Linked DNA regions of Homo sapiens: region 2 is linked to region 1. Evidence: chromatin loops called from intact Hi-C (ENCODE). Cell type or tissue: heart right ventricle. All regions are shown on one strand.

The links. Hi-C counts contacts between places; a loop is a spot of excess contacts. Peaks named below come from ENCODE experiments on the same cell type or tissue, not always from the same donor. Only the 100,000 strongest peaks of a DNase experiment are listed, where the experiment ranks them.
Region 2: a loop joins it to region 1, with 2.5 times the contacts of the local background. A loop is called at or near these places in 9 of 110 quality-filtered maps.

Annotation. Positions count from the first base shown.
Region 1 is chr4:185,639,609-185,642,108 of GRCh38, reverse strand. The region is part of intron 13 of SORBS2 (sorbin and SH3 domain containing 2); the gene reads left to right. Among named protein-coding and RNA genes, the nearest start is that of SORBS2-AS1, 53 kb to the right of the region's middle. In heart right ventricle, a CTCF peak has its summit at 1,107 (motif pointing left); no DNase peak of the experiment used is centred here.
Region 2 is chr4:185,796,096-185,798,595 of GRCh38, reverse strand. The region is part of intron 1 of SORBS2 (sorbin and SH3 domain containing 2); the gene reads left to right. Among named protein-coding and RNA genes, the nearest start is that of SORBS2, 15 kb to the left of the region's middle. RefSeq lists enhancers at 1,384-1,899, 1,900-2,416. In heart right ventricle, no CTCF peak of the experiment used is centred here; a DNase peak (open chromatin) is centred at 1,427; H3K4me3 peaks cover 1,423 bases; H3K27ac peaks cover 2,097 bases.

The DNA.
Region 1 (2,500 bases):
CACAATAAATATAAAACACGGTAGTCAATGTCATTAAAACTTAAAATGGAATGAGCGTAATTTGAAAAACAAAATAGCCCTGGCACTTCTTTTTGTTTAGAACAACGTATAGAAAGCACATGCCTCACTGAGAATACTTAGTGGAATCTCGATAACCACAAAAGCAATTAAATGCTTTTAAATTATAGAAAACACTAAAATTTTTAAAGTTGTTCACCCTTGGTAGCTTTTAAGTAAGGATCACTTGTGATTTATAGTTGTAGCTTTTCTTGAACACGTCCTCTTGCACTGATGACTAACAAAGTTAGTTTTAAACGGAGGTTTGCTGGTGGGTTTTTTTTTTTTTTTAATGAAAAGAAACAACAACAAAAAAATCACACCAAGGCTAGAAAGATGCATATCAGTATCTTTGCTCTTTTGCCTTTTATGAGCAATTAGAGTAAACCATAATCATACCTCCTAAATGAGTTTCTGAGTGTTAATATTAGTGCTGTACTCAAAGGAATGTCCATGTTCCACATGGAAAGTGTTAAATTACTGAGATTAGTGATTTGTGTGTATATCCATCTGTTGACTGACCATCTGTATGTGTGTCACTGACTGTTGCGAGGCTTCTGTGTTCCTTAGCAGTGCCTCCAGGTCACCATAGGACATTTAATTATTGCATGACTTAAAAGATTCAATACGGCAACCACAGCAAAGAGAAAATTCTAGTTCTGCCACTAACACTTCCTTTAACACAACTCTGCTCAAACATGTGCCTTTCATTGCATTCCAAAGTTATCGATAATTACCAGCTATCATTGTTTTGGGTGTTTTCTCTGCTAATTTCTATTGGCATGCATTCTAGATAGTTGCCCATTGTAACTATAAATTGACTATTTAAATAAACAAAAGCATAATTCATGGAAAACTGCCATTCTAAGGTATGATGCAAGATGGTAGATATTCTGCTTCCTTTTCCATATTCTATCATAGAGATGCATTACTATAAATCAGGACTTGGTATATCCATTTGTTACATATTTTCTTAATGTGGGAGTCAAAGTGAAGCTACATAGCTAACAAGTCTTATTCATTTAGTAAGTTGGCTGCCCTCTGCTGTTCATAATGTTTCTTAAACAGATTCGTTTCCTCTAAGAGAAGTTTCTATCTCCCCTTGGCAAAACAAAATACTATTCTTGAAAACAGAAGTTATAATAATTAATGATATCATTCAGTGTGTAACATTAGAAACTATGAAGTTTAAAAGAGTCAGAGGTTAGTTTTCCTGTAGAAGAAATAGTATGTCTCTCTAAACAGAAGAGAAATTACTGGAAATTCTCTCTCCTGTCAGTTACCCTAAAAACCAGCTCCAGCAAAGCCATTTCACGAACAATTATGCATCTATAATGATCTAAATAATAATTGGAGAAAAATAGTATTTTATGGACATTAAAATCTCAATTAATACTATTGCAACTATTGAATCAAATATAAATTGAATTAAATTTTTAAATTCAACAGAAAATAGCAAATTGGTTACTAGAATATTTTGTCTCTACCAATTTCACTATTACTTCTGAGGTGTAAACCAAATATAATACTGGCATAAAGAAGGAAAAATATCTCAAGATTTCTAGGCATTTTCCTATGTCTAATAGTAGGATGTTCTCTCTGAATTTATTTATTACAAAAATAACATTACAACAATAAAGCAAAATAATATTTAAAAGAAAGAAAAAACAAACAGTCGCAATACCAGAACACCATTGTAGTCGTTTGTGTATGTGTGACTTCTTTACTGTGTTCATGCAGAGACAAGCTTTGTAATACCTTTGTAACTACTGTACAGGTGCGTGGTTAGATTCCGTTTTGACTGCTTGGTATCTCATTGTAAGCATTTCCCAGGGACACTACACAGTCTTTATAATTATGATCACTACATCTTTTGGATAACTTAGGCTTTTGCACTATTTTGTCACGATGCCTCAAACTTTTCTATCATTGTCTGTAATTACTCCTATAATCTTTTATTATAAAATATTGAAACAAAGTCACATCACTAAAAACACTGTGAGTATAATTTATTAGTAAGTGTAGACTGTGTATCATTAGCAAAACTTGTAAATGCAACGAGTCAATAAAACAGTAGAACAATGTCAAAATCATGGCTTTTGTTGGAATATGGAACATTTCAAGCTCCCAGCACTGCGAAGGTTACATAGCATTTTTTTCACAACCAAGATGTCGCTATTCAGTTTAAGTCCCTGAGTTTCTTTAAGAATTGTAAGCAAATGATATTGAATTGTTCTGAAGCAGTGAGCACTTAATAGTCCTCCTAGAATATGTCTTGGGAGTCACAGCTCCTCTCCTAGCCAGAGTGAATGGCTTTTAGGGAACCATATAATTTTTCTTAGAATTTTTTTTCTGACTTAAGATACTGTACTCTTCAATTGTACCACATTTAATTAGTGTCATATAGTAATTATCAAAGAAGTAATAACTTGTATATAGTACT
Region 2 (2,500 bases), 160 kb before region 1:
AAAGAAAGATCCACTTTTTTTAAAAACGAGGCTTTTTAAAAAGCTATTAAGTGTAGTTGCTAAGTACACTTAGGTTAAATGTTGAAACTGCCTCCACGAGTTTTTTCTGCTTGTCACACGTGAATTTTAAAAGCAACTCATAATCTTTTTTTCTTTGTTTAAAACGGTAATACAGGATTTGACTGGCCTAAATGTCATTATCAGGAAGAAATAATGCAAGTTAAAAAACCCAGGATATTGGGCCAATTTTAGTGATTTTATAGAGTTTGATATTGAGCAAAAGTTATTTATTTTATGTTGAAGTTGTTAGAATCACAAGTTTATTCTGGAAAAAATAAATAAGGATTAAGATGATACATTATCCTAAAGAGTGGTGGGAGGATTGAATGGATTATGTATTCTAATTGTGTAGGGTGAGGTCTGGCATGTGGGAGATGCTAAACAAATGTGAGCAGGCATTACTATCATTCTTGGTGTATGCATGAGTTCATGTAAAAGGCACACACCGTGCACCTCTGATTCTCCAGGCTGCGTATGTTCAGTGGTGACTAGTCGACTTGCTACTCTTGGTGACTGTTCAGTCTTTGGGATGAGGGAGGGGAAACTGATAATCCCGCAGCATCACAAGTGCCGAGGCAGAAGGAAGGCACAGAGTAGAGTGTGACTGACCCTTCTAGGCAACTTCAGTGTGTGCATGGTGAAGGCAGGGGCATTAGATGGAGAAAGCATTGTCTGCAGGTGAACATGGTGTGAAAGCACATTGCAGGCTGGATGGTGCGTCTGGAATGTAGGAACAGTAGGGAGAACCGGGCGTGGGGTGGTGTGGGGGCATGGAAGAGCTTTGCAGTCACATAAAGTTGGAATTCATTCCCAGCTCTGTAGTGCTAACTTGGTCTTGGGGAACAGGCTCCTGGGCTTTTCCTGACCCCTATTTCCCTACTTAGGGGGAAGAGATAATAGCACTTACATCTGAGTATTATCATTAGGATTAAATGAGATTACTGCAAAATGACCGGCATAGCGCCTGGCACGTCAGAGGCAGAATGAATGGCCACCCATGCCTATTTTTGTCATCAGCATCAGGATCATCATCATGTTAAGTAGTTTGGGTTAATTCTTTAGGGAAAGAAAAAGAGAGAAAGAGAGAGAACCATTGGAGCTTCTTTACAGAGGAAAAGTAATGATCATATTTGTGGGTGAAAAATATATAACTGGTAACAGTATCAAATTAAATGAAGGGCACAAGAAAAGATTACGAAATGATAGTGTCGATGAATTCGACAAGAGGAAAACTTGGGCATGAACTAAGGTGACGGGGCCGGGAGAAATGAGCGAGGGATGTAATCAGTCAAGCCCTGCTCTGTGTCAGTCGCTCTCCTAAGTGTCTGGAACGCATCTGAAACAGTGTCTGCCAAACAGTCTTCGGCACAGACAGCTCTACTCGAGTGTGGTCCTGCGTTGCTAGAGGCGCATGGGATGCATAGAGTGAGGGAAATCTGGGGGTACCCGTGGCTTGTGGAGGAGCCTCTGAGGTTTCTCTGAAGAAGTGCGTGAGGTGGGGCCTAAGAATATGTCCACATTCGCTCTGGAAGCTGCCCAGCCCCACTGTGACCAGGGAATAATAGCGTGGCCACAGAGCCCAGGCATGCCCAGCCCTACCGTGACCAGGGAACAGCGTGGCCACAGCGCCCAGGCATGCCCAGCCTCACCGTGACCAGGGAACAGCGTGGCCACAGAGCCCAGGCATGCCCAGCCCCACCGTGACCAGGGAACAGCGTGGCCACAGAGCCCAGGCATGCCCAGCCCCACCGTGACCAGGGAACAGCGTGGCCACAGAGCCCAGGCATGCCCAGCCCCACCGTGACCAGGGAACAGCGTGGCCACAGAGCCCAGGCATGCCCAGCCCCACCGTGACCAGGGAACAGCGTGGCCACAGAGCCCAGGCATGCCCAGCCCCACCGTGACCAGGGAACAGCGTGGCCACAGCGCCCAGGCATGCCCAGCCCCACCGTGACCAGGGAACAGCGTGGCCACAGCGCCCAGGCATGCCCAGCCCCACCGTGACCAGGGAACAGCGTGGCCACAGCGCCCAGGCATGCCCAGCCTCACCGTGACCAGGGAGCAGCGTGGCCACAGCGCCCAGGCATGGAGCGATGGATTTCATATAAATCTGCAGGGCCCTGGGAGCCATTGGTATGGCTGGAATGCAGGATGCCCGATATGGAGAGATAGTGAGTAAAATCGAGCAAGCAGACCAGAGCCAGATGGCAGGGCAACTGTGAGACATTTCAAGCAGGAAGGTGAAATAGGATTTCCTTTATAAGATAGTTTCTCTGTTGTGAGAGCACCACTGAGGTAGGGTGGGAATGAATTCAAGAATTTCACATAGGGCCAGGTGGGGTGGCTCATGCCTGTTAATCCCAACACTTTCAGAGGCAGAGGCAGGAGGATTACTTGAGCCCAGTAGTTTGAGACCACCCTGGGCAACACAGTGAGATCC